Linked DNA regions of Homo sapiens: region 2 is linked to region 1. The links are chromatin loops, found by intact Hi-C in ENCODE. Cell type or tissue: OCI-LY7. All regions are shown on one strand. Each heading gives the region's core, and the rest is flanking DNA. Links, peaks and the distances in the headings are about the cores only. Region 1 holds the start of LOC107986790 (a long non-coding RNA gene). Region 2 overlaps HECW1 (HECT, C2 and WW domain containing E3 ubiquitin protein ligase 1).

Region 1 (15,335 bases), core at 3,506-8,505:
ATGGCACACCATTCAGGGCTGTACAGACGATATTGAAATAGCCATTTGGCTATTTGGATTTCTAAAAGTTTGATTGAAGCAGAAATTTACTGTTATATTTTGGCCAAATACGGAGGTGGAAGCTGAATTTCAGAACATCCCTATAAAATGACAAATTTCTGCCAAGATGAATAAAGAAAAGAGAAAAAAAAGGAAGAGAGGGAGAGAGATGCACAAATAAATAAATTAGGAATGAAAGATAAGAGGTGAAAATACCATGAACAACTTAATGCCAACACAATTTAAAATGTGTACAAAATAAAATCCTAGGCAGGGCACAGTGGCTCGCACCTGTAATCCCAGCACTTAGGGAGGCCAAGGTGGGCAGATCACTTGAGCCCAGGAGTTCAAGAGTAGCCTTGGCAACACAGGGAGACCGTATCTCTACAAATAAAAATAATTGGCCAACCATGGTGGTGAATGCCCGTGGTCCCAGCTACTCGAGAGACTGAGGCAGGAGGATAGGCTGAGGCCAGAAGGTCAAGGCCGCAGTGAGCCACTGCACTCACTCAATGCAGAGTACCACTGCACTCCAGCCTGGGTGACAGAGTAAGATGCTGTCTCAAAAATAAAAAAAATAAAAATAAAATTTGAGAATAATATAGCTTATAAAAAACCTAACTCAGGGTGAAATAGCTTGACTGCTTCTCTAACCATTAGAGAAACCTATAGTGTTCCCACAAAAACATCAAGCTCAGATGGTTTTACAGTCAAGTTCTAGGAAATTTTCAAAGAACAGATCTTTCCAATATTATGCAAACTTTTTTCAGGAAATGTAAAAGAGAGAACACTTTCTATTTTAATACCAATATCAGAAAATGGTACTGTGAGAAAGGAAAAAATTAATTATCCATAAATGAGATTTAAAAATCCTAAACAACATAATAGTAAATATGATCTAGTCATGTACAAGAATAGATAATACAACACAGCCAAGAGAGATAAACAAACCCCAGAAATGCAAAGATGGATAAACATTAAAGCAATCTATGAATATAGTTCTCCTCAAGAAGAACAAAATTTCAGAAAATGTAATCATTTCAATACATTTTTTAAAAGCTTTTGAAAAATTCAGCACTTGTACCTGATAAAAAATTTGGCAAATCATGAATATAAGTGTATTATTTCCTTTTTTTTTTTTTTTTTTTTTTTTTTGAGACAGTCTCGCTGTTTTGCCCAGGCTGGAGTGCAGTTGTGCAATCTCGGCTCACTGCAACCTCCACCCCCTGGGTTCAGGCAATTCTCCTGCCTTAGCCTCCCGAGTAGCTGGGATTATAGGCACATACCACCACACCTAGCTAATTTTTGCATCTTTAGTAGAGACGGGTTTTTGCCATGTTGACCAAGCTGGTATTTCCTTAACATGTTAAATGATGTCCACAAAAAAACTTACAGGAAATAATAAATATTATTAATGATTTAACATTAGAAGTCTTCCCTTTAAAGCCAGTAATAAAACTAGGATATGTACTGTGGCCATAATAGATATCCTGTATCCCTCATTATACTGGAGATCTTATTCAGCAGAGTAAGAGGAAAGAAAGAAGAAAGAGAGACAAAGGCATAAGGAATAGAAAAGAATAAACAAAACTGTCATTATTTGTATATAATATGATTGTCCATATAGAAAATCTCAAAGAATCTGCATGCAAATCATGATAAATGTGAGAGTATAGCAAGGTATCCAGACGTAAGCTTATTAGATTTAAGTCAATTGCTATTTTTTTAAGAGACAGGATCTCGTTCTTGTCACCAAGACTGGAATGCAGTGGTGTGATCAGGGCTCACTGCAGCCTCGACCTCCCAGGCTCAGGTGATCCTCCTGCCTCAGCATCCTGAGTAGCTGGGACTACAGTCACACACCACCATGCCAGGCTAAGTTTTGCAATTTTTGTAGAAATGAGGTTTCACCATGTAGACAAGGCTGATCTTGAACTCCTGGGCTCAAGGGATCCACCAGCCTAGGCCTCCCAAAGTGCTGGGATTACAGGCATTGGACACCACTCCCAGCTGTCAACTGCACTTTTGTACACCAGTCAGAAAGGACTGCTTGACATGTGTTGGTGCTTCGCAATCTTTGAAGAGGGGACCCAGAGAATAGGGCTTAGGTTTCTGAGAAACAGAAATTACCAAGGTAATGATTATACCTTTAAGGTGATATGATTAAGTCGATTAAATCGGGTCTGAGAATGGAAAAAAAGAGCTGGAAACTGGAACCAATTATTCCAGAACCAAATGTGCCTGCCACGGTAAAAATCCATTGCTTGAGTGAACACAAGGCTCTTCTCCCTTCCTGCCTTCCATTCTTCCCCAGCATCCGTCATTATGGAACCTAAAAGGAAGCCATTTGGCAGAAATACAGTTTGCAGAGACTTAGTCCAGTATCCATGGCAGGGTATAGAAGGGTGGGCTTGAAACAAGAGACAACAGTTTAATAATCCAGCCATATGTATATAGAATATTTTAATGTTTAATATTTAGATTTTTTTTTTTTTTTAGAGATGGGTCTCACTTTGTTGGCCAGGCTAGATTCCAACTCCTGGGCTTAACCCATCCTCCTGCCTCAGCCTCCCGAATAGGTGGGACTACAGGCATGTGCCACCACACCTGGCTCTAAAATATTTTTAATATTTAATTATTAAATGACATTTAAAAAGTCTTAACAGGAGAAATATACTGTTTTCATGGATAAGATGCCACATTCCAAAAATTTATCTATATTCAACACAGTTTCAATCAAAATTCCCACAGGTTTATTTTTGGTGAAACTTGTCAAAATAGGATTTTAAAATTTATACAGAGAAGCAAAACCCCAAGAAGAGTGAAGTCATTTATGAGGAAAAATAACAAAATATAAAATTACTGTTTTGCAAATGTTTCTAAGTTACAGTAAAATTTGTTCAGCTCTGAGTGTTGACAAATGTATGCAGCCATATAATCCTCCCCACAATCAAGTTATAAATTATTTCTGTGACCTCCTCCCTCAAATATCCTCGTGTCTTCTTGTGGCCAATCCCTTTCCCCACTCCTGTCCCCAGCAACCTCTGATCTTCCTTCTGTCTCTACAGTTTTAAGTTTTTGAAAATGGTAAGTTTTAAAATATGTTTTTAATGCAGAATTAAACATACTGACCAAGGCAACAAAATAATGAACCCAGAAACAAACAAATACATAGAAGGAGACTTGATATGTGACAGTGGTGCAATTGCCCATCAGTGGGAGGAGGATAGATTTGTCAATAAATGGTGCAGGGGTAATTGGCTTATCCACATGGAAAAAAATGCAATTGAATTTCTCTCTCATACCATACAGAAAATTTAATGGATTAGTGACTTAAAAGGTATATAAAAGTCATACTTAAACACTTGGTGGAAAATATAGGACACTATCTTTCTGACTTTAAGAAATTTTTTCTTAAATAAGACCCAAAAGCCACCAACATAAAAGTTAAGAAACTAAAATTAAGACTTACTGTTCTCCAAAAGACACCATAGTGAAAACAAAAAGATAAGCCATCATCTGAGAGAACTTACAACAAAGACTAATATCCAGAAATATAAAAATTCTTATGATTTAATCATAAAAGACAATCCACTGGGAAAAGGAGTAAAACATGAACAGGCATTCTATAGAAAACAAAACAAAAATGACTGGTAGATGATAGGTAGATAGTTGGATGGATGGATAGATAGATAGATAGAGTGATAGGGAAGTATGCTTAGTGGATGCTTAGTAGTCATGGAAATTCAAAACGAGAACATAATTTTGTTAAATGGGTAAATACATAAGAACTCTAACAATACCAAGTGTCAGAATGCAAAAGAAGAAAATGCACGCTGTCTATGGGAGCGTCAACTTGGCATTACTTGAAAAAGTTAAATACTTGAGTTTCCTGTGATCCAGAAATCTCATTCTCAAGTATATTTTCATGAATATGTGTTCCAGAAGTCATATATACAAATATACTCATAGTAGCATTATTTGGTATTTCAAAATATTGGAAAAAACCTGATATTGATTGATGAGAGAATGAATTATTATTTAATGTAGAATATTTATTTAGTATGCAAAATACTCATTTCACTAGTGTATAATAAATTGTAGCTAAATGGAACAAAATGGATGAATCTTAGAAGTAATTATTCAGTTTAAAATGGTAAATAAATAAAATCAAATTACAGAGAACTAAATAAAGTATTGTGCCTTTTTCTAAGACTCAAGCACAAGTAAAGGGGAACAACATAATGTTTAAAGATCTACGCATACATAAAAGCTATGGATTTCTGTGCTATGGCTACCTCTGGTGCGGCAGGTGGTGGGGTTGTAAGACTCAGGTAACTCCAGTGAGACTAGGAAGATCTGAGTTCACAATTTGAGTGCTAGATTCACAGGTATTAATTTTGTTATTATGCTTATTACTTAAGAAAATATTACACAGATTCAACTATTATATGATAAAAGCAAGGCCATAAATAAGAAGATTTATTCTTTCTCAAAAGGGTGCTGGACTTTAAAAAATATTTACTAATTTTTGGTTCTACAATATCTTGAAAAAATATTAAATGCTTGGAAATTTAAATTTGCATTGCATGAAGATTTTCTTGTGTAAGCAGTCAATAATGTTACCTCTGAAGCTGTCAGTTGCACACCAGGGTGGGTATGAATTTATAGAAGTGGCTTCCTTTTGAAATTGTATTACAGTGTGCTCTGAAAGCTTCAGAGGCTACAGGGAGAAGGTGCCTTCTTTTTGATAGAGTATTAAATTTTCTGTGTTAAAACTATGGAAAACAATCTTCTTCTACATTCTCTTTTTGAAATTATTGATGCTTTGGGAACATAATTACCATTTCCCTTGTACATCCCATTTCTTAAAATAAAATCTTTTACAATAAAGATTTACCTGTTAGCCCAAATCTGTCAAAACCTAGTGTAATATTCTTTTTACATTCCCATAGTAAATACCAGCATACAAATTCATTTGAGTGTCATGATTATTCCACGGATCAATGAGTGTAACAGATTGTGTGAAGTTGGTATAAACTGCATTACCATTGAGGGTTTCTTTTTTAACATCTTCCACTTGGACAACGAAAGAAAAAAATAGCTCCATTATCTGAAATAAAATATAACATAGAATATAATTAAGATGATTATTAATGCTTTTTATTTACATATGTTTGACTTTCAAGCCATCTGGCATCCCAGCTCTCTGCTTTATTTTTCTTTTGCCCATATTTCCTTCCTTACTTATTGTTAACGTAGCTTTATCTTATCTATTGGTATTTGTGAATTTCCTTAAGTCTGTTTTAAGATTTCAGGGGTAAATGAATAAAATAACTGATAAAATAGGCATTGTTAACAGAAAAACCAGCTCTGTAAAATATTTTAAAGAGGTTTATTCTGAGCCAATATGAGTGACCATGGCGGGGGAACACAGTCTCAAGAGGTCCTGAGAAAGTGGGTTTTACTTTTTCACTTTTTTCAGTTGCACACCAGGGTGGGTATGAATTTATAAAAGTGGCTTCCTTTTGAAATTGTATCACAGTGTGCTCTGAAAGCTGCAGAGGGCTACAGGGAGAAGGTGCCTTGTTTGTGATAGAGTATTAAACTTTCTATGCTAAAACTATGGAAAGCAATCTTCCCCTGCATTCTCTTTTTGAAATTATTGATGCTTTGGGAACATAATTACCATTTCCCTTGCACATCCCATTTCTTAAAATAAGATGTTTTTACAATAAAGATTTAAAATATTGAGGGAGCTGGGTTGCAGTTGAGTATTATACCTTTCGGGGAGGCAAGAGTTACAGGCAAAGACATCAATATTTTGCAGGTCTGTTCAGCTAAAGACAGGGTCCTTGTCCGTCCCCGGGCCATGAAAATTTAGGCTCAAAGACGGTTTGAAGGGTGGGTAAGACAAAGTTTTATTCGGTGAAAAGTGGGGAGAAAAAGGGGGAAACAGGGATCCTCAACAAGTCAGAGTCCCTGCTAGAGTGCTTGCCGCCAGCGGCTTGAATTCCAGGTTCCACACAGAAGAGGAGGAGCTGGCTCCTCCCTGCTGCAAAGGATGTGAACTATTGTGGCTCCATCCCAGTGTGCAGGCCAGCTGGAGTTTCTCTGGGGACCCCCTCCCACCTGGCTGTCTCATTCCCCGCTCTAGAGAGGTACATCTAACTGCCATTAGAATAAGGATAAGGAAGAAGAGCGATCTTAACTGCCTCCTGCTGACAGGGGGCGCTGTTTTGGGGGAAGCCGCAGTCAGAGCTCCCTCAGAGGCCTATTTAAGGGTTCCCAGCAGAAAGGGTCGTCATCAGAGGCTCCTGTTGCATGACTGACTGTAGTTTGATGGCCTGAAGGCAAGAATAGACAAACCAGCTTATTAGAAAACATGTATCAAAACAAAACAAGGAGAGGGGTAAGAACAGCTCAAAAATTCCAAGGCCTTTTACCAGTTTGCACAAGGCCAAAAGCCCAACTGGTTAAGAAAAAACTTTACGCTTTTGCCAGCATGTCAGTCTTCTGGGTTCCCTTCCCCTGAGCCCATTCCTAAGCCAGCCAGGTTAAGGTTTGGGAAATTAATTCTTTCCAGTTTGGAGGATGTTTCTGAGGGGAGTGTCCCATAGTATGAAGACACAATTACCTATCAGTGAAGAGGACAGAGGAGGAGAAAGGAAAAAAAGAAGGTGTTTTTTTTTTTTAAAAGGAGTCCTAGAGGTTCAGGATGCATTCAAAAGGGGTACAGACTGAAGGCGAATGGCTACCCATCTAGAAAGAGGGGGGCAGGCATCCCTGGTTCCCTTCTCTTCCTAGAAGATACCCAAGGTATTGTGGGACAATCAAAGATGGGAGAGACCGAACAGAGTGAGTCCAGGAAAGGTCTTTATTAAAAGGTGATCACCTGGCTCAGTAGGACTAGCGTCCAGGAAAGTCTGAGCCCCGGACAAAGAAAACAGCCACTTTTTAAGCAGCCAGTGGCCGGGAACTATGTGATGCAGGAAGTGTACTTACAGAAGTGAGAGCAAAGGCAGTTGATCAGTCTTTTACATTTATTTATATTACATGTTTCACATCTTTGGGAAACCATTAACTGTATAAACCATTTCTGTGTCAACCTTGTAACTTTGCAGCTGTGCTAGGGAGGTGAAGCAGGAACTCGCTGAGCCTCAAGGAATGTGAAACTAGCAAGTACAGATAAGGCTCGCTGAGCACAAAAGGAAAAACAGGCAGTTAGTATTTTTCTCTAACTTACACTACGGGGTGGGGCTACACTACAGTTAGCTTTGGAAGGAAAAAGTAAACATTTTTGGTTGTCTTTGATTATACTTGTAAAATTCATAAATTCCTTCTTCAGAGGTACATGAGGGAGAGAGGGAAAAGCATCCTCTTTCCTCTTCCATCTTTGCATCCCCAAGTCCCAGCAACCTTGGCAGGTGCCACCTTGGGTGGAAGAGCGGCTTGCACCCATGAAGCAGGGGGCCTAGTGGGTGAGAATCATCCGCTCTTATCCACATATGCCCTATCTCCCCTGCTGCCAGCAGCCTTGGATTCCCTAGACCTCATTTATGCCACGGATATTAATGTGGTCTTTATCCATGAAACAGGAAGCCTGGGGTTGGCTTAATCGGCAGGAATCAGCCACGCTTACCTGTGTTGTGCCTTTTAATTTCTGTTATTGTCTGCCTCTGGATCCCTCAGATCCAGTTTTCTTTCCTAGGGCTTTGACCCGATGCTTGGAATTGAGTTTGGGACAAAAATGTGTCTCAGCGGGGGTTGCATGGACTTCTTATCATAAGCCGAATGCAAAAGTGAAGCTGTGGAACTGAGTCCTCCTCCAACAAGAGAGAAAAGGATGTCTTGTGACACACCCAGATAACTGGTAGCTATATTTATGCTTGACAGAATTTGGGTGCATGGTGCTTGGCTTTTGTTAGCTCCCTTGGTCTTACTTTCCCAAAAGGAAACCTCCGAGTGATGGGCATCCTATTTATTCCATTACCTGGCAGGATTTGTAGGATAATTGCTCAGAACTAGAATATTGATCTGAATTTCTACATTACCTATCCCCTTTGTTCTTTCTGAGCTGCAGCCAGGGATTGCTGGTTGGTTCATAGGAGCAAGCAGGGTTAGTCTAAAATGTAGGCAAAAACTTAAAAACAACGAATGAGTTTAGAATTTAATGACAAATGTTGACCCAGCAATCCCATTACTAGGTAAATACCCCAAGGATTATGAATCATTTTACTATAAAGATACATGCACATGTATGTTTATTGCGGCACTATTCACAATAGCAAAGACTTGGAACCAACCTAAATGTCCATCAACGATAGACTGGATAAAGAAAATGTGGCACATATACACCATGGAATACTATGCAGCCATAAAAAAGGATAAGTTCATGTCCTTTGCAGGGACATGGATGAAGCTGGAAACCATCATTCTCAGCAAACTAACACAAGGGAAGAAAACCAAACACCGCATGTTCTCACTCATAGGTGGGAACTGAACAATGAGAACACATGGACACAGGGAGGGGAATATCACACACCAGGGACTGTCAGGGGGTGCGGGCTAGGGGAGGGATAGCATTAGGAGAAATACCTAATGTAGGTGACAGGTTGATGGGTGCAGAAAATCACCATGGCACATGTATACCTATGTAACAAACCTGCATGTTCTGCACATGTACCCCAGAACTTAAAGTATAATAAAAAAAGAATTTAATGACAAATGTATAAGTTTTGAAACATGATTTCTCTCTCCAGTCCTCATTTTTGTTAAAAAAAAATCATCATAGGACTGAATGGTTTACAAAATAAATTTTAGTCTTATACTTGGCCTGATTATTTGCATAAAGTGCAGCAAGAATAATTCTTTCTAATTAGGCCTTTTAGATTGGCTTTGATGGAAGTTTGTTCCACAAGGAATCTCAGATAAGACCTTTTAAAACTGAGCCCAACCATGGGTTTGTATCCTCAAAACCCTGTGAGTTGGGTGATCCTTTCCTCTTAAGGTCCCATAATAAACTTGGAGCTCCTGGACCTGTTAGAAAGTGACATTCTTTACTGACCACAGGTCAAGAACCCTGTACACGGACTGCATAGACAAGGGTATGAGACCAGTTTCCTCACTGGGCTTTTATTGGCTCTGCAAGTCAAAATTGACTCCTTAAAGGGAAGCATACCCTTCCAGTCAAATCCTTGGTAAAATAACGACTTTCTCCAATTGTGTTCTGTTGCAAAAGAAAAATGGATTCTTATTGCACTGATGCAAACAATGATATTGCCATAAGAATATTCACAAATAGTTTCCAAATTCTAGAGGATTCAGGCAGAGAGAAACAAACGTGCTCCAAATTTTTATCACAGGAGTGTATAACTTACTTATTAAAGGCTGTAAATAGTTCAAAATAAGTTTCCTTGACTCTGAAAAAATAAAACAAGGATCAGAAATATTCCAAGCAAAGGTCAAAAAGATTTGCTTCAGCTTCCTGAGTTCAGTCCAGTTAGTTAATTCTTGTTTTGCTTGCTATTCATGAACATTTCAGCTCTTTATGAGTCCTATACATTTTCCTTTATTCCAGTGATACAACCTCTAAAGTTATCAGAAGCCTGCATTTGAGAGCACCTGTTAAAGTTCTATAGCTCATTATAAACCATTTTTGAAAAGGATTAAAACAAGACAACAATTGTCTGTGAATAGCAAAATGTCCAGGATAGTTACTGTTAGAAACAACGATTGACAAAGAAGTTTGGTTATTTCCACGGTTTACAATAACCTAACATAACAACCCTAATTACGATGGATAGCATATACTTGCACATTAGAATTTTAGATAATCCCATACAATTTTGGAACATATATTAGCATTATTCACCAAAATATAACCTAAAGAAGATTGAGCATCATTTTGGCAATCCCATGTACCTAAACATGTTAAATAATTCCTTTTACCTCTTTTCTGGACACTTCATGGGCCCTCTGAAGTATTCAAAAAGCCAGGTGTCAGGAAAGACAATTTTAAAACTTAAGGTCGATTTTGGGCAGCCTTTTAAATATGTTTAAAACACTTGATATTATGAAATAGAATTCCAGATTACCATAAGTTATTTATTTTGCCAAAAAGATGACTTCGAAATTTTAAATAATCAAAAATCTTTTATAATCCTTTAAAAATTTTGCCAAAGAGCAGATTAACGCCTTAGGAAACCTTGTTATGCTTTTATTTCAATGCTCAATTTACAGAAAAAACCATATAATACCCTTTTTTGAATTTAGTCAATACGTTCACACACAGAACCTCTTCTGCAAGATTGATTTCCGTAATTCTTCTACCCCTTCTTTGAACCTTCAGCTTTTTCCTGATTTAACTCAAAAAATCCTTTAATCCTTTAATCCTTAAAAACTTTAGGCAAAAGTTTACATTTCCATGCCTTCTTATAACCTTTTACTAAAAAATACATTTTACTGTTCTTACACACCTTGCATGCAAATCTATTTCTAGTAGTTTCAATTAACTCCTAGCTATTTTTAACTTTAAGGTAAAACTTGGTAAGTTGCTTTAATTGTGTGCTAACTGCAGCTAAGCTTTGCCCTCTTAGTTAAGGACGCGGTTAGTTCCTTACGTCCCCAGGTCTTACCAGTTGTGAAGCCAGAAAGTCAAATAGTTCTCAAAACCCAGAAGTCAGTTTGCAACCTCAAAACACTTAGCAAACCTTGCATCTTGAGGGACTAAGTGGCTAAGTTGGCTGGACTTCCTGGGTCCCTAGGGACTTCCCTAAGGGGATTTTTTCCCCTAAGCCAAAATAAGTCACAGCTGCAAGCTAAGGGCTTGAAACGTCAACCAATCAAAGGGGACTTTCCCCTAAGCCAAAATGAGTCACAGCTGCAAGCTAAGGAATTGAAACTTCAACCAATCATATAGGGCGTTTAAGCTCTAGCTGCAGCCTGATGTTTTTAACCAATCAGGCCTGCCAACCCACAAGTGGATAGAACATAAGCTAATTCTATAGGACAGAAAAAGGAAAAGAGGAGGGGTCATAATGGGATATAAGCATAAGACACCCAAGCCAAAATCGGCAACCTTTCCGGGTCCCCTTCCACCACGTGGAAGCTTTATTTTCGCTTTAATAAGTCTTGCTACCGCACACTCATTGGGTCTGTGCGTTTCTCTAATCAAGCTGTAACACTCGCCGCTGCGGTCCACAGCTTCATTCCTTGAAGCCCGTGAGACCACGAACGCTTCAATCGAGAAAAACCTTTGATCTGAAGAAGACTTCTTGTCTCACATCTGACCTGCATTTAACCAATAATCTTTAAGGCTGTTTTTATTTCTCAAAGATTAAAGTCACGTGAACTGAAAGGTACCACAGCTTTTAACTTTCCTTAAAAAAATACTTGATCCAAGCACTTGTTTTTCTTTAGGGCAAATTAAGTAGAGCTCTTTTTACAGACGTTACACACAATACACACACAGAGAGACAGAAGAAAACCCAGTCTTCACAAGATCCTTTTTCACAAGCAAAACTTTACAGAGTACAAACAGTGATAGTTGGGGGACCTGGCCTAGTAAAAAAAGTCTTCCAAAAGAAAAAAAAAAACAACTTTAAAAGTTAACTGCTGACGGGGTAGAGAAGTGGAAGCAAAAAACAGTTTTTAAATGCCTGGAGAAGAACCTCTTATTCTTATGCAACTGGTTCCTCCAGCAGGGAAAAAAGCTTAAGCTTAATTACTGTCCAATAGAGTTAAACCCCTTGGCCAGGGAAGGGGAAGACTGCAGCAGCAGTGCGTGGCTGGGAACCAGCCAGCCAGCTGTGCCGGACCCTTGGGCCATGCGTCCTAGGCCCAGCAGGGAACAGGCAGGGAATAGCGGGTGGAGGGGAGCTGCTGCTCACGGGTCCCTCCCAAAAAAGGAAAGAAAAGGCCATGAAAAGGCCCGGGAGTGACGGGGCGGGGTGGAGGGAGCGAAATGGTTTCCTCCATCCTCAGAAGTGTGAGGATGAAAAGGCTCAGAAGCAACAGTGAGAGTTTTTGAGTCCCCATTTCACTCACTGCTTCTCAAGCCCCACACTGGGAGCCAAAAATGTTACAGGACTTTTTTAGTTCAGCTAAAGACAGGGTCCTTGTCCGTCCCATAGCTATGAAAACTTAGTCTCATAGACAGTTTGAAGGGTGAGTAAGACAGGGTTTTATTGGGTGAAAAGGGAAAAAACAGGGGAAACAGGGATCCTCTACAAGGTCAGAGTCCCTGCTAGAGAGCTTCCGGCCGGCAGCTTGAATTGCAGGTTCCACACAGGAAGAGGAGGAGCCAACTCCACCCCGCTGCAAAGGGTGCAGACTTCTGTGGCTCCGCCCCAGTGTGCAGGCCAGTTGGAGTTTCTCTGGGAACCCCATCCTCCCTGGCTGTCTCAAATACATGGAAGATATACACTGATTCAGCCCAAAAAGGTGGGATATCTTCAAGTAGGGGCTTCCAGGTTATAGATAGATGCAGAGATTCTTCAATTTGCAAATGGTTAAAGGAAGAATACTCTGTAAAAATTCGGAGTCAGCAGAAAGGAATGTTTAAGATAAGAAATTCTGTTAACATGGGTCAGAGTGACGTATAGGGGTGTGTGACTTAACCATTGTCTGGCATGGCCTTAGGTTTTGTTTATAATTTGGTGTCTTATTGTCACAAACAGTTAATGTTATGTTCTTTTTGTTGTTGTTGTTAATGTTATGATCTCTATTTTAGCATTAATGCCAGTCAGTTGTGCCTAAACTCCAAAAGGGAGGGGGTGTAACAAGGCGTGTTCCACCTCCCTTCCCGTCATGTCTGGGGATTCAATTTTTAAAGTTTCTCTGGGGTACTCTTGGCCAAGAGGGGGTCCGTTCAGTCAGTATGGAGCTTGGGATTTTATTTTTAGTTTACACTATATACCTATACCTATATCAATATATATCTTTAAAATCAGAAACTAAAAGTATTTAAAGTGGGCAATTATTTCAGCTAAGGAAAGGGGATTCCTGCTCATTCTTGGATCAGAGTGGGAATAAATTCCCAGGTGTGGTTGAAGTAAATGGGATGGCAAACCAGCCAACCCATGGGACCCTAGACTGACTGGTGTATAAAATGATGATACAACCCCATCAAAATATTGATGTACCTGCATAAATGCATGGCTGCAAACTTTCACAAAAATGAACATAGGAAAATATAAATGTGTATCATGTACATATTTTTTCATTTTCTGTGTATTACAACGTTTTGACATCTTAAAATACTCTTTCTGAGTACAGACTGACTCTCCTGGGGCTAGCCAGTTCCTGGAGGTAACAGAGAACTTAGCTAGGAGCATGCCTTTGATATGCAAACTAACCAGCCGGAGCCATACCTCCTCTTCCATCCGAGGAGGAGGCAACATTATCTGCCTTATTACCCCAGGCCAGGTTCCGGGCAACTAGGGACCACCTTTTTGGTTTAGAGCCCACCGAAATGATTCAAACTAGCCAACTCTACACTGCCTCCCCTGCCTTGCCTTTCCGTTTCTGCAAAATCCAGAATAAAAATACTGGCTTTGACTTTCCTCGGCCAGTTGACCAAAACCCGGCACTTCCCCTGTGACCCTGATGATTTGCTGTGACCCCTGCTCTAGAACTTGGGAATATAACATACTTTGTTCTCTTGTGCCTCTCCTGTGTTCCCTCTTGTGGCTGCACCTGACTGACCATCACCTAAAAGAGGACAGAACAAAACACTTGACAGCTAGTGATAACCTTGAAAAAACAGAACTCAGCAGATGGAAGGAGAGAGCCCTACTGTATGAGCATCGTGTGCTGAGACCTGCTATTGACTCCCAGGTACGTTACACGTACAATCACTAAGCTCCAAAAACACACTACAAGGTAAGAATTACTATACTTCTGTTACAGATGAGAAAATTCGAGAATTAAAAAGGCAAAGTAAAACACCTAAGACTTCATAGCAAGTCTTATGAATTTTACACCATCACACAGGATGTAAGAAATATAATCTGTTCTTACTTTCTAAATCAAGTTTAATTGAATTGCTGGCAGAGGATTCAGTCTCTGACACTGCTTGGGCTCCCTCACTGGCCCAGGCTCCTACAGAAGTCTCAAGAGAATCATGTCATTCAAAATAGCACTAATATCAGAGCTACAAAAGTTGATCTCATGGAGGTAGAGAGTAAAATGATAGACACCAAAGGCTGGAAAGGGAAGAAGGGAGGGAGAAATGAAGAGAGGTTTGAGTGAGTATGCAAACACAGTTAGATGGAAGGAATAAATTCTAGCATTCAGTAGCATGGTAGAGTGACCATAGTTACCAACAACTTATTGTATATTTCAAATTAGCTAGAAGAGAAGATTTGGGATGCTCTCAACACAAAGAAATGATAAATGTTTGAGTCAATAAATATCCCAATTACCCTGATTTGGTCACTACCCACTGTGTGCACACACCAAAATAACATATGTACCCCATAAATATCTACAATTATTATGAACCAATTTTAAAAAATAGCTCCAAAATAGTTATTATAATCTTTAAGTCACACCAGTAACCAGAGATATGCTATTATTCAAAGCTCTATGATCTTTTGTCAATGGTACAGCACTAAAACATCTTCCCACAGACTGGGCACATTGGTGTATATTGATTAGTCCCCCCAGCACCCCGAATACTAGTCCCCTCTGAGGGCTGAGCAACCCTCCTCTCTCCAGCTCATGTTGTAAGGAAAGAACTCACTCCCATTCTTCTCCTCTTTAGAGACACTCTTCCCACATTAGCCCCTTCCAACCTATGTGCTATTCCTCAAACACTACATGCATTCAGAGATTACAACCACCAGAAACAACACAGTACAGGGAATAAGAGTAAGCATGGTGATGATGGCAGGTTGGATCTAGGTGGCTGTAGTATCCACAAGTTAAAAATGCCCTTTGGTAGTATTGTATGCTACCTATATTACAGTTTTATATAAAAAGCCATTCTACCAGATTCTTGTCTGTGGATTTAAAACTTAAGAACAAGAGACACTGGGGAAATTACATCTTAATCCAGCTCCTCACAGGTGCAGCCCATCACTCAACCTCTGACTGTACATCAGGGCAGACATCAATGCACATCAATACATCAACAGATCCAAAAGTACATTTCAGGTACAGTATCTCATATGATCCCACTCTATGACATTATGTTTGACACTTGGTCAGCACTGAATACATATTTGCTGTGTACATTCTGTAGGAAGTAGACATCAATGGGTGGTAAAAATGTAGGGAAATGATGTGATTAT
Region 2 (15,335 bases), core at 5,663-10,662, 190 kb after region 1:
GGAAAGTAGTCTTGCAGTGTAGTTTAACAGTAGATGTAGAATGTGGAAAAACTAATTAAAGTCAATAAAAGACAGTTGTTGTTAAATACACTGTTAACCACCAATCGAACAAGACAAAAGTGGTTAAGAGCTGACACGGGAGTCCAGTGGCCAACCTTGGTTAGAGTTCAACTTTGCTTCCAGCTGCGTAACCTTGGAGAAGTTATTTAGCCCAGTCATTTGCAAGTCTGTCTGCTCAGTAAAATCATCTGTGGAGCTTGGACATGGATTTTCAGCTGCTTGGGATTTACCTGGTTCAGTAGCTGGTCAAGGCTCAAACATCCGCACTTTAAAAAAAAAAAAAAATCCTGGTCATTTTGATGCACAGCCCGTTTCGGGAACCACTGGCAACCTCTTGGAGCCTCTCATTCCTCCTTTCTTGAATGAGGACAGTAACAGAGAAGCCTCCTGAGTTTTTGAGAGAACTGAACGGTAGCATGAAGGGAAGGAAGAGTCCTGCCACATGCCTACACATAGTTGTTGCTCACTTGTTGGTAGTGATGATGACGGTGATGACCATGGTGGTGGTGATGGCGAGGATGCAGGCTCCATTTACACACTCACTGAATAAACTCAAATCTAGCCTCCTTTATTTCTCAAATACAAGCCTTACTTTATGTACACATCTGTTTAGAAGCCCACAAACATAGATTGTCAGAATAAACCCTATTATTTTATTATGGCTGCTGATAGCTCTGTTCTAAGCTTGATTCCACCTTTTAATAACTCTGACTTAGTTTTGTTCCGTGCCTTCAGTTTTCCAAGAGCTTTAAATATATCATCAACTTTGACATTCCCTCCAATGTTAAGAGATGTGCATTGGGAGGCCGAGGAGCAGGGTGGATCACCTGAGGTCAGGAGTTCAAGACCAGCCTGGCCAATATGGTGAAACCCCATCTCTACTAAAAATACAAAAAAATTAGCCAGGCATTGTGGCAGGTGCCTGTAATCCCAGCTACTGGGGAAGCTGAGGCAGAAGAGTCGCCTGAACCTGGAAGGCAGAGGTTGCAGTGAGCCAAGATCATGCCATTGCACTCCAGCCTGGACAACAAGAGTGAAATTCCGTCTCAGAAAAAAAAAAAGACAGATATGCAGAGATATCACATGAATACATTCATTTTATAACTGAGGAAACAGGCTTAGAGAAGTGAGGGGCTTGCTTAAAGCTGCCCACTGTGCAACCTTGAGTGAGGTTTAGATCTCTGGACTCTGAGTCTGTGCTGACTGCTAGTCTTTCTATCTAAAGCTCATATTAAGGGAAATTTTCCAGGCAAATCTTGATTGACTGGTAATGAATATCCCCAGATTAGATGAACAATTGCCTGGGAAGCGTCTTTGTTTCCTGAGTCAGGCTCCAATTTAGTCTTATCGTCAGGTCTTTTCAAATCCCAGGAGACCAAACACAGAAGATCTTTTTTTTCCAGTGGAGAATCAATGACCACTGAGAGTAAAATAATGAAGCCCCACTTAAGTGAAAATAACACAGGTAATTGTTAGAGAGAAGAAATATGGCATGGCCCAGTAACTCTATATTGTAGCACTTGTATTTGCAATTTTTCATGAATTCGTTCAGGTAATTAATTTTATGAAATAATGCCAGGTGGCATGGTTCCACTTTCCCAGCCCTCCTGGAAATATCTGACTTACTAGACAAGCACTTTTACTGGAAAGTTATGTCAAGGAGTTCAGGAGAATGTACTGGAAAACACACAAATCAAACATTAAGTCAATATACAATCTGCTGACACCATACTAGCAGGAACCTCAACAAAAGCCCCCTTGCCTCCCCCACCATTGTCAGCAGAGAGTTCAGCCTTCCAGCTTTCTTAGATATGATATACGAAAGTGTATGAGGAGCCAGGAATTTCCTCAGCTGCACCTCAGTTTAATTACCATCTCTCTTCGCTTCCAGCACTGGTCGTAATGCCCAGAGAGATGGCTACTCTCTACTTTTGAAAACCACAGAACCAACTGTAACTGTATCTATCTAAACTTGTCTTTGCTAGAGTCATTTATACACCCTAACCTTCTTTTATGTCACTAGAAGAAGGGATGTTGAATCACCCCCACTAGGGGCTGCCATCTTGGTTTGCTCCCCTCATCACCTTTTCTATTGTTGACTAAGGATAGCTTTGTCATTCCTTGCTGGGCTGTGCAATAGCTACTTTACACTCAGTCCAGTGATCCATAATTACAAGTTTAGAAGAGGAAACACAATGCCCTAGTCAATTAAGACAATTAGATGTTAGAACACAAACTCTATGTTATTTAAGAATTAGGGCATCAAAAACTTGACAAGTGTGCCCAATGTGATCCAAGGAGCTAACCCAACTATGCTAATACCTCATCTGGAATTCTACTTCCAAGCAAAAGAGTTTGAAATAAAAATAGCTGGAGAGAGTCAAGTACTGTTCCAGGTACTACATTACCTTATTTTGATAACTTCAGTCACCGTTGCATAAAATAAGATTTATTCAGGCCGGGCCTGGTGGCTCATGCCTGTAATCCCAGCACTTTTGGAGGCTGAGGTGGGTGGATCACCTAAGGTCAGGAGTTCAAGACCAGCCTGGCCAACATGGTGAAACCCCCTCTCTACCAAAAATACAAAAATTAGCTGGATATGGTTGCACACCTGTAATCCCAGCTACTCAGGAGGCTGAGGCAGAAGAATCACTTGAACCCAGGAGGCAGAGGTTGCAGTGAGCCAAGATCGCACCACTGCACTCCAGCCTGGGTGACAAGAGTGAAACTCTGTCTAAAAAAAAAAAAAAAAACAAGATTTATTCAATAAATATGTATTTTTCAACAGATTTATTCATAAATATTTGTGACGTGGCTCTTCTGGGCCATGCACTGTGCCAGGTGCAGGAGATGACATGATGAGCCAAGCCAGCCCCAGCTTATTAACAGGACTCCAGTTTAGTGAAGGAGAAAAGCCATTCCACTCACAGGAAATGTGGATATTCTGAAGGGAAAGAAGACAGCTCTATGAGCATGCATGAGGGAGGAGGGAGGACTTTATTTGGACTGAAGTTAAGGAACTAAAATGTGAGTTGTAGTTAATTAGGTGAGAAGGAAGGATTTCTTTTCCTTATTATAAAAAGTTATGTCATCTGCTTCCAAGAAAATCTGACCTAATTATTTAATATGAAGAGGTATGAAAAATAAAACAAGCTAAAGTTTGTCATGGCTAAAACTGTCCTTTTAATCTTTAAAGTGTGCTGCTCACCATCTCACACACCATCTTCTATTATTGGATAGGTAACTCACGCTCTAGGTCCATAGTAGGCCCTCGTAAATGTTTTGAGATTCTTTAAGGCAAAGAATAATGATTGGCTGTTTGCTTTATCATACAATCCAAAATAGTAAATGTGAAAAGTGAGTATGTGGGTTTTGAAACTGTGTTTGTCATTGAAGATCTCATGGAGCACTGTGAAAAGGGAGCATTATAGTTCAAGCCAAGTAAAAACATAGTAAAGATGAACATCGGCTGGGTACGGTGGTTCACACCTGTAATCCCAGCACTTTGGGAGGCCAAGGCAGATGGATCACCTGAGGTCAGGAGTTCAAGACCAGCCTGGCCAACATGGTGAAACCCTGTCGCTACTAAAAATACAAAATTAGCCAGCCGTGGTGGCAGGCGCCTGTAATCCCAGCTACTCGGGAGGCTGAAGCAGGAGAATCGCTTGAACCTGGGAGGCAGAGGTTGCAGTGAGCCAAGATTGCGCCACTGCACTCTAGCCTGGGCAAAAAGAGGGAAACTTCATCTCAAAAAAAAAAAAAAAAAGAAAAGAAAAGATGAACATCAAAGTAATTTCTGATTAATAATATCATGGTGAAATACTGGAATAATTAATAAGTAGTACATTAGCTTAATGTGTGCCAAGGGAGTGATAAGATAAGTAAAAGCTACTTCACTAAAAGCAATATTTCCTAGAACAGAACCTGCTATTCTTCATCCCCCTTCTCTGCATCTGGCTTCCCCTCCCCCAACAACCTCCCTCACAAAAAAGAAAGAAAGTAAGGTATATAAACCATGTATTGACAATCACTTATTCAACTCTATTTATGCCAAGTAAGACTTAATTTTAACTTGAGAGCTAAGCATTTTAGAATATTGATACAGAAATCAGGAAACAAAAAAGAAAAATGCCCACTCTCTCTCCGTTCCCAAATTAACAGTTAGTGTCACAATGATTGTTATTAGATACTCACTCATCCTTTTCATCATTCATTCATTCATTCTGTGAGCCTTAACTGATTATTGTACTAAGGGCTGTGGGGCCACCCGAATGCACAAGACACAAAGAGATGTTCACACAAATACAGTGTATATGTTAATTAATATTCCAAAGTGAGCTATTAGTAGTTGGTCATGAAAGAGTTCTGTGGTCAAGTAAATTTGGGAAACACCAAGTTAAACAGAATTGATCTGATGTATTTGCTGCAGGACCTCTCTGAGTCTAATATGTGGCAAGAAGGGGATTTTGAAACACAGCATTTATATCACATTTTTCTAACCTATCACCTAGTAACTCATGATTAGTTGGGTACACTCTGGGAATCACTAACGTAGGCAGTAAAACAGGGTTCTGCCTTCAAGGTAAGAAGGCTGATATTAGTAAGGCAGATTAGGGCCCGAAGCAAGAGGCATGGGGTTTGGGTGGGTCAGATTCCCACTCTGATGGAGGGGTAGCAGCAAACCTCCAGTGGAGAGGAGGTGAAAAACCAAAACCAAGCACCATCCTCTAGACCAAGCAGACTTGATGGGGGATTTATTTTATTTGTGTGGTTAATGTTAACACTATTAATTATTACTAGTAAAAGCAGTGTGTTGAGGTGACCCTCAACAGAGTACCAGGAATTTTAGCACAAGGGCTAAAGAGTATAGACTCTCAGCTCAGAGTTTTTAGGTTTGTATCCATGTTTTACCACTGCTGACTTAGATGACTTGAGGCAAGTTATTTTGCCTCTCTATGTCTTAATTTATTCATATGCAATTAGAAATAAGAAGAAGAATAGTGGTATTCAGTGGGATAACATGGGTGAAGCACTCTTCACATTCCTGGCACTTGGCAGGTTTTCATTAAGTGCTCATTAATTATTAAATGCTCATTAGTCTTCCCAATCCTATGAATCTGATATTGTCTTCTCTATTTTATAGATAATAAAATTGAAAATCAGAAAGTTTAATGCGATGTTAGAATTACACAGTAAAGGCCAGGCGTGGTGGCTCACGCCTGTAATCTCAGCACTGTGGGAGGCCAAGGCAGGTGGATCACCTGAGGTCATGAGTTTGAGACCAGCCTGGCCAACATGGTGAAACCCTGTCTCTACTAAAAATACAAAAAAATTAGCCGGGTGTGGTGGCACATGGCCTGTAGTCCCAGCTACTCGGGAGGCTAAGGCATGAGAATCGCTTGAACCTGGGAGGCGGAGGTTGCAGTGAGCCGAGATTGTACCACTGCACTTCAGCCTGGGCAAAAGAGTGAGACTCCATCTCAAAAAAATAAAAAATAAAAAAAATAAAAAAATAAAAAAAAAGAATTACCCATTAAAAAGTAGTGGAGCTAGCATTCAAACCCACATTAGTTTAACCCCAAGCCCCATGTTTTTCTAGTGTAGCGTGCCAATAAAGCGACTGAGAGGCGTATGGATACCAGATTATGGAACTAATTATATATTTCATTTACAGGTAGATCCTGGTCAAGAATGTCTCCAAAACTGGATTAAGCCAGTGTACTTGAATGGGAATATAGACAACCAGGACAGACTTGGAATGTTTTTTAATGTATTGGCCCAGCAAAGCTAGAAATCCTCCACTTTACCTAACAGAAGATAATTAGAATTAAAAATGGCACTAACTGAAAACGTACTTGTTAAATTGCCTGTGCTTATAGAGTTGTTGTTGGCCCTGTCGTTTTTGGTTGGCAAAAAGAGACATATTTTTATTTGTTGGAGCTAACAGAGGCAAATGTCTTGAGTTGGGCAACAGTTACATTGCTGATGGTAGGGAATGGCTTCTGTAGGGTGAAAGCTTGGATAGAAAATCCCTACATCTAGCAGTGGGAAGTGCACCCCAGTTTGTTTTTTTTGTTTTGTTTTGTTTTGTTTTTGTTTTTACCAATTCAACTCTTAGTGAAATATGAATGATCTCTTTTACCTTAGCCCCCAGATATGGGAAAAAGTCAGCACTCTCAAGGAAAACAAAACAAACAATAGTATGCTTCAGTCTGCACTATTCTTCTACAAAAAATGTCCACTTTGGCCAGGAGCAGCAGCTCAACCTGTAATTCCAGCACCTTGGGAGGCAGAGGAGGGGGGATCACCTAAGGTTAGGACTTCGAGACCAGCCTGGCCGACATGGCGAAACCCTGTCTCTACTAAAAATACAAACATTAGCCAGGTGTGGTGGTGCATGCCTGTAGTCCCAGCTACTCAGGAGGCTGAGGCAGGAGAATCACTTGAACTCAGGAGGTGGAGGTTGCAGTGAGCTGAGATCGCAGTGCTGCGCTCCAGCCTGGGCAACAGAGTGAGACTCCATGTCCAAAAAAAAAAACCGTTCAATATATAATTTTTAGAGTTATAAAACATGGAAAGAAGCAAGATAATATGATAAATAAATAGAAAAAATACTATCAACAGAAGCAGGCCCACAGATGGATCAGATACTGGAACTAGCAGAGAAAGACTTTAAAACATCTACTGTAAATATATTCAAGGATGTTCAGAAAAAGATGGCCAGAATGAATAAATAGTTGGGGGATTACAACAGAGAAATGGGAGCCATAAAAAAGAAACAAATGAAATTCTAGAGTAAAAATAAACATCTGATGTAAATAATGGATTGAATAGGCTTAACAGCAGAACAGAAACTGAAAGAAAAGATTAGTGAACTTAAAGAATGGTTAATAGAAATTATTCAAACTAAAGCACAGGGAAAAAAAATATTTAAAAACACTTTACCCATCATCAATCAGTGACCTATTAAATGGCCTAAAATGTGAGTAGTTGCAATCCTAGAATAATGAGAGAGAGAATGGGCCAGAAAACATATTTAAAGAAATAACAGCTGAAATATATGGGATACAATGAGAAAATATCAATCTATAGATTCAAGAATCTCAGTGAATTCTAAGTAGTAGAGACACAAATAAAACCACACCCAGGCACATCATAGTCAAACTTCTGAAAACCAAAGATAAAGAAAATATAAAAGCAACCACAGGAAAAAATGATATGTTGCATATAGAGGAATAATGACAAAAAATTATGGCTGACTTCTTATCAGAACAATGAATGCCTAAAGGCAATGGAAAGGCATCCCCAGTTGAGAAAGAATTTGTGGAGGATGTATACACCATGCTCTGAGGACAGATAATAGAGGGTACAATCTGGTTAAGGGATCAAGACAGGCTTTCTGAAGAAAGAACTATCTGAACTAAGATCAGAAGCGTGAGATGTTAAGTAGGCACTGAGAAGGGAAGATGTTCCTGGTATATGCAAAGCCCCCATTGCAAAAGAAAACACTTCACGTGGAAAGACCGAAAAGTGGCAAGATAGGTGCAACACAGGGAGCAAGGAAAAGAGATGAGCCACACTAGCCATTATAGGACACAATATGGATTATTGTTTTCATTCTAAGAAAAATAAGATTTTCAAGTGTTTTAAGCTGTGCAGATCACTTCTGCTGTCATGAAGCAGCAAATTTGTGTTTGAAAAATTCTGGATAAAGTAGAGAGGCACCAGAGTAGCTGAGGAGATACCAGGAGGCCATAGGAGTGGCTCAGGTGAGAAATGATGGTGGCTTGGACTAGTTGATGGTATCTGTGAAGATGGAGAGAGGTGGACAGATGTAAGGTTGATTTAGTGATTTAGTAGATAGAAGTCATAGGACTTAGTCATTGCTTGGATGTGGGAGATGAGGGACACAGGGGTATCAAGACTGACTTGTAGGTTTCATCTAGTTGGGTGGATGAAGGTGCCATTTACTGATGAAGGAAACTGTGAAAAGGAGCAAGAATTATTTATTTTTATTCAACAAGCATTCACATAGTGCCTATTGTGTGCCAAGCACTATTCTAAGAAAGTTTGCAAACATTAACCTCTTTTACAAGAGTGAGAGGTTGGTACAATTTTTGCCCCAGTTTTACAGATGAGGAAATTAAGAAATTAATTAACTTGCCCAAAGCATTAATTGGTAAATGCTGAAGTAGGATTGGAACCCAGACAGTGTGGCTCCAGGGAACAAGTTCTTGGGCTCTGCACTAGGTTGCTTACAAGGAAGTATAATGAGGATGAGTCGCAGGAGACTGAGGCATTCAAGTGGCCATAGGGACCTGGAACTGATAAGAGAAGTTATGGCTAGTGATGAATATTTGAAAATTATTGGCATAGGAAAAGTAGTTTGTCTTGATGTAAAGAAATTGCCTTTTTTTCCCCTTAAACAGGAGCCTTATGTCTAGAGCTCCAGTTCTGTTGCTGTGCTGTGAGTAGCATCCCAAGCATGTTCTTTGAAGAGGGCAGAACCTTTTTCCTGAGGAGTATGACTTCCATGTCTTCCTCGTCGGATTTGTTCTCTTCTATTTGCTCTTTCTCACATGTTTGCTGCCCCCTAGTGGCCCTTGGAAGCTCTGCCCCAAGTGCAAGGCAGTTTAAACCCTTGGGGGTTAAATGCAGCTGGTGCAGAGTGACCTGGCTGCCCCTGGTACAGGACCGGGCAGCTCTGAACTCCAGGAACATGTGGCACGGACTCCACCCCAATTACATGGTACCTTCAGTTAAACACACGGGATAAGCACACCAGCAGGGGACAAACTGGAAAGCGTTTTGTTCTGTGACAGTGATGTTATTTACCAAGTGGCTACTGACAAAGCGAAAATTCAGATTTCAGTGGTTGCTGAATTTTGGCCATATCAATCATATCTTTATTGTGACAGTAAGGGGCCCATCAATGAGTGCTTCTGTCTCATAACAAAAGAGTAACTGGCAGGTTTTTGCTTTGTTTTGTTTTTTATTTTTTATTTTTTATTTTTTTTAATTTTTCAGTGTTACTTATTTCTTGCTTAACCAAATTAGTCAGTAAAAAATTACAAACCTGGTCCAGTGCAGTGGTTTATGCCTGTAATCCCAGCTCTGTGTGAAGCCAAGGCAGGAGAATCACTTGAGACCAGGAGTTCAAGACCAGCCTGGACAGTATGGTGAAACCCCGTCTCTACTAAAAACACAAAAATTAGCCAAGCATGGTGGAACACACCTGTAATCCCAGCTACTTGGGAGGCTGAGGCATGAGAATTGCTTGAACCCAGGAGATGGAGGTTGCAGTGAGCTGAGATTGCGCCACTACACTCCACCCTGGGTGACAGAATGAGACACTGTCTCAAAAAATATATATATATGTATGTGTGCGTGTGTGTGTGTGTGTGTATAACCTAAAGAAATCAATAAATATTGAGGCTACAAGAAAAAAGAAAACAATGGCTATAATTCATTGAATGATATCTGTATATCAGCCACTTTATAGATTTCATCTAATTTAACATTCACAGCAGCTTACAAGGTATTGATGATATTATTTCACATATGATGAAACTGAGGCTGCAGGGATAAGTCCTGGGCTTTCCCAGGACCCTATAGCTATGGAGGCAGAGATGAGATTCAGACCCAGTCTTCATGATTTTAAAACTATGTTCTTTCCCTGGTGTTATGATGCCTTCAAATGAATCTATAATTACTTACTTAGCAGTTACCTCACAAAAACTAAGCTATGAAAAGTAGTTTTCTCCTCCAAAGAGTCTTCAATGCAGTAATGAGGTTAACATGCATTCCTAGGGGGAAACAAACTATTAAAAATAATAACTTTACCATTTAAAATGCCATTTCCTCCTTTGCTTCCTCTGAATAGCTACTATAAATAGACCGGAGATGTTCTATAAGTAAAGTATACAGCCCTGGGCCACTATCCTTGTCCATTTGCACTTCCACCTTCTCCCTACTTCCCAGTCCCCAGGCCCTCCTGCCATTCAATCACATCCTCAGACTCTTACATGACACATATATGGCTTGATCTGAGTACAAGGAGGTCGCTTCCACCCATTTATGAACAGTCACATCACATGTCTGTTGAAAACAGAAGGCTACACATTTGTATGTAATAGTTATATTTAAAAGAATTGATATCAAAATGACAAGAGTGGTTATGATGGCTAGCAGGATTTTGCATAATTTCTTCTTATCTGCATTTTCCGCAATTACTTACCTGTGCGATGAAAAGAATACAGTTCAATTTCCACATTCTAAAGAGAGAAAAATTGTTATTTTTCTCAGAGAGGAAACAGGAATTTTATTGAAGCATCTAAAAGCTTCAAAACTTCAAAGATTTTTGCCTCTTAAGGACATAGAGATGGGGGTTTTCATTAACTTATTAAACACAAAAGAATTAAAGAAAATTACAAATATTCCTGTCAGCATAGCACTGCAGAACAAGCCATGGAATTGCTAAAATAATCTGAGCTCTGTTTGTTGTTGTTGTTGTTGTTTGAGATGGAGTCTCACTCTGTCACTCAGGCTGGAGTGCAATGGTGCCATCTTGGCTCACTACAACCTCCGCCTCCCAGTTTCAAGCAATTCTCATGCCTCAGCCTCCCGAGTAGCTGGGACTACAGGCGTGTGCCACTATGGCCGGCTAATTTTTATATTTTCAGTAGAGACAGGGTTTCACCATATTGGCCAGGCTGGTCTTGAACTCCTGACCTTGTGATCCGCCCGCCTCAGCCTCCCAAAGTGCTGGGATTACAGGCATAAGCCACTGCTCCTGGCCCTGAGCTCTGTTAATAGGAAGGAAAACATAAGGAGAAATACTAGGAAACAGAGAAGAAGGGAGGGAGGAAGGTGGGAAGGAGACAAAAGGAAGGGAGGGAGGGAGAGAGAGGGGACCAAAGAAAGAGAAAGAAGAAGAGGCTGCAGGATTTGTTGTATTCTTTCTAGCATTATTATTGTTTTTATTTAAGTTCATGTTTCTCCACTCCTTACCTCTTAATTTTATTATTTACCATTCACAAATCACAAAGTAATGATAAAAATGCACAAATCTCTAATTTTTAAAAATTTTACTTGACAAATAATAACTGTGGGATTATCCCAACAAATATATATTTGCGGGATGAAATGTTATGTTTTTATATACGTTTATATTGTGGAATGATTCAGACAAGCTAATTAATATATCCATCCTTACATAGTTATTTTTTGTGGTGAGAACATTTAAAATCTACTGTTTTTGCAGTTTTGAAATATGCAACACCTTATTATTAACTACAGTCACCATACTTCGCAATAGATCTCTAAAACTTATTCTAACTGACGGAAACATTATACCTTTTGACCAACATCTCCCCATCCCTCCCCCTTCCCCCAGCCTCTGGTAACTACCATTCTACTCTCTGCTTCTGTGAATTTGACTTTTTTAGATTCCACATATAAGTGAGATCATGCAGCATATGTCTTTCTGTGCCTGGCTATGTTGCTTAACATATAACCTGAACATCCTCCACGTTCATCCAGGTTATTGCAAATAACGGAATTTTACTCCTTTTAAAGATTGAATAGTATTCCATTTTCTATGTATACCACACTGACTTTAGCCATAAATCTCTACATTTTGCTTTTATGTTTGTTTTTCTTCAATAGAGCATCTGTCTTTTGTAAAAAATAATTACTATTGTCAGCCAGGCGCGGTGGCTCACGCCTGTAATCTCAGCACTTTGGGAGGCCAAGGCGGGCAGATCACAAGGTCAGGAGACCAAGACCATCCTGGCTAACACAGTGAACCCCGTCTCTACTAAAAATACAAAAAATTAGCCAGGTGTGGTGGCGGGCACCTGTAGTCTCAGTTACTCCGGTGGCTGAGGCAGGAGAATGGCGTGAACCCAGGAGGCGGAGCTTGCAGTGAGCCGAGATCGCACCACTGCACTCCAGCCCGGGCGACAGAGTGAGACTCGGTTTAAAAAAAAAAAAAAAAAAAAATTGCTATTGTCGAGAAATAGTTCTTGCAGTCTGCTTCCCCTTCTAAAATATCTGAGGATAATTAGTCTAGATGACTTGGAATACTGAATTTGCTCCTCCATTTTTTCTTATTTACCGTGAAAACTTGATAATATGGATGCAAAAGTATATTTTCATATAGTCAAGAAATTAGGAAAACAAAATGGACAGAAAGTAGGTCAGGATGCACTAGCTTCTATCATGGAAACAAACAACCCTCATATTTTAGTGGCTTAAACAGGTGACCATGTTTTGCTCATTGTCCTAGTCTATGGGTCGGGAGGGTAGCTCTGCTCATTCTAGCCGCTCTTGGTCCTGGTGACAGCCACCATCTCTGAGGTTGCCAGTTTCCATCTCAGAGGTAAGGAGAATTCTGGGGTTCTGCACAGCCATTTAAACACCTCAGCATGAAAGCTACACCTACTCTGCTTACAACTCATTGGCCAGAATTGGTCCCATGGCCCTCCTAACCACAGCGGGCCAGGAAGTGTCATCCTGCCTTGTGCTGGGTAGCTGAGAGCAGACAGCCTAAAGAAGAGCACAGATTTTATTACAGAAGCATAAAAAGAGAAGCTATAATATCAGATAACATAAGTTTATGTTGAAATGTATAAAATTGTTCATACTTTGCTATCTTGACCTACAAAAATGGCAATTTCATAAGGTTCATGCTAATAAGTTTAAAACACCTTTTGTTGTCTTTTTTCTGACACCACTCCTGACACCAAACATCTGGTCTTCCACACTAATTCTCCAGTTCCCTGAGACCAACTGGGTATCCAACAATTCAAATCAATTCTGGCACTCACTCCTGGAGTTAGCCCAAATCCTACAGGTTAAAGGCACATTCTCACAAGGCTGCTCCCACTTCAGGCATCAGCCGAAAACAGGGTTCCCAGGATTCCCATGCTTTTGCCCAAGCAACTACAAATTTGAAGGTTCCCAAAACTCCCCCCTCAGGTTCAATGATCTGCTAGAATGACTTATAAAACACAGGGAAGAACTATACTTACTATGACAGCTTCTCATCAAGGGTACAAATGAACAGCCAGATGAAGAGGAAACTTGAGGGGGGGTGTGGATTCTGGAGGGTGGGGTGCACCACCCTCCCAGCACCCAGGTGTATTCACCAGCTCGGGAGCACCCCTGGGCCACATCATTTAGGGTTTTTTATGGAGGCTGCATTATGTAGGCATGATTGATTAAATCACTGGCCATTGATTGTTGGATCAGTCTCTACCCCTTCCCATTCTCCCAAGGTCAAGGGGCGGGCTAAAAATTTCCACCCTCTTGTCACATGGTTGTTTCCTCTGTTGACAGCCCCCCATCCTGAAGCTGTCTAGGGACCTACCAAGAGCTACCTCATTACCATAAACTCTGGTAGGGGTGAAGGGGCTGATTATGAGTAACAAAAGACACTTCTCTCACTCAGGAAGTGTTTTTTTGTTTGTTTTGTTTTGTTTTCATTTTTTGAGACAGAGTCTCACTCTGTCACTCAGGCTGGAGTGCAGTGGTGCGATCTTGGCTCACTGCGTCCTCCGCCTCCCGGGTTCAAGCAATTCTCTGCCTCAGCCTCCTGAGTAGCTGGGCTTACAGGCATCTGCCACCACGCCCAGCTAATTTTTTGTATTTTTAATAGAGACGGAGTTTCACCATCTTGGCCAGGCTGGTCTTGAACTCCCGACCTCATGATCCACCCGCCTCGGCCTCCCAAAGTGCTGGGATTACAGGCGTGAGCCACCGTGCCCGGCCTCAGGAAATGTTTTAAGAACTTCTATGCCAGGAACTAGGAACAAATAAAGACCAAATAAAATATATATTTTTATTATACCGCACACCTCCTTCAAGAATAAATGTAAATAAATATCACCTAACAACAGAAAAATTCTCAAACTGGACCAAACTACAAAATTCATCTATATTCTATTTAAAAGAGACACGCAAAAGGAATGATTAAAAGTAAAGACATAAAAGTAAAATAAATAAATGTCAGCTTAATATGAAATCTAGTGAGATTTGAGGAGGAGAAGTGTTTAATGGGACAAAGTTGATTATTCTGTATTGATGAAGTTATAATCTACAGTGACAAAGGACCATGATCCTCTACACTCCTAATAGTATAGAATCAAAATAGGTAAAGCAAAAACTGCTAGAAGTTAGCAGAAATGTATGTAATTGTGTTGGGAGTTTTAATTCATTATTTTGCACATAAAAAAGATAAATAATATTACATAAAATCAAATAATATTTACAATTAAAACTTGTACTGACCATTTTGCCATGAAATAGACTATGTCATCATTGCAAGGATCTATAAAGCATCTATACAATTAGCAATATACTACTGGGGCATGAGAACATCCTCAATAAATTTCAAAAAGGAGAAATTATTGAAGGCACATTTTCCGATCACAATACAATTAGACATTAATGATTTTTAAAATTTCAAACATTTTCAGATTGAAAAGTACTATTGGCCAAAGGGGAAATTGAAGCCATAATTTGACTATTTAGGAAATAATGTCAATATAATAATTATACATTAAAACTTAGCAGATGTGACTAAAATTATTTACAGGGAAAAATTCACAGTTCTGTATGTTTTTATTATTTAAGATGAAAGAAAAGAAAATAACTGTGTTCAAGTAAAAAAAAATTAGAAAACCCTCAGCCAAAGAAACCTAGGGAAAGAAAAATTAAATAACTAAAATATAAGAAGAAATTAATAAACTATAAACAAAATATAGTGAAACAGTGGCATTGATAAATAAATCTAAAAATATTTACTTGGGGGACCAAACACTCTGGCATAGCTAATTAAGAGAAAACAAATATTCATGATTAGAATCAGAAAAGGAATATAAAATTATGTATAGTTCAAAGAGAAATATTAATAGAAATTTTTATGTTCAGAATTTTAATAATATATTTGAAAGACTTGATGAGTTAATTTCCTTAGAAAATTACCATACTTAAGAAGTAGAAAATTTCAAAACACTGAAGTTATGAACATAACTATAAAACTTGCCAGATAATTTTTAATGAAGTTTTCAGAACCACACCATTTCACAAATGAATACTGATAAACTTTCAAGCAGTACAAAATTCACCTGATAGTTATCACAGACAAATATAGAACACTTGCCACTTCATATTGGTGCTAGAATCCCTTTAAATTATTAGTAAATCAAAACCAACAACTTATAATTTACGCATTTATTTTAAAATATTCATTGAGTCTCTCTAAAGTGCAA

Evidence for each region. Peaks named below come from ENCODE experiments on the same cell type or tissue, not always from the same donor. Only the 100,000 strongest peaks of a DNase experiment are listed, where the experiment ranks them.
Region 2: a loop joins it to region 1, with 9 times the contacts of the local background. A loop is called at or near these places in 5 of 110 quality-filtered maps.

What each region holds. Positions count from the first base shown.
Region 1 is chr7:43,065,603-43,080,937 of GRCh38, forward strand. LOC107986790 (a long non-coding RNA gene) reads right to left here and starts at 10,777. Exons shown (of 3, transcript XR_001745189.2): 1 at 10,677-10,777; 2 at 6,252-6,386; 3 at 3,199-5,152. RefSeq lists a silencer at 7,728-8,022 and an enhancer at 11,808-12,600. In OCI-LY7, for the core only: a CTCF peak has its summit at 6,294; DNase peaks (open chromatin) are centred at 6,299, 7,139 and 7,877; H3K4me3 peaks cover 1,740 bases; H3K27ac peaks cover 4,313 bases.
Region 2 is chr7:43,252,801-43,268,135 of GRCh38, forward strand. The region is part of intron 3 of HECW1 (HECT, C2 and WW domain containing E3 ubiquitin protein ligase 1); the gene reads left to right. Among named protein-coding and RNA genes, the nearest start is that of MIR3943, 110 kb to the left of the region's middle. In OCI-LY7, for the core only: CTCF peaks have their summits at 8,655 (motif pointing left) and 8,863; a DNase peak (open chromatin) is centred at 8,651.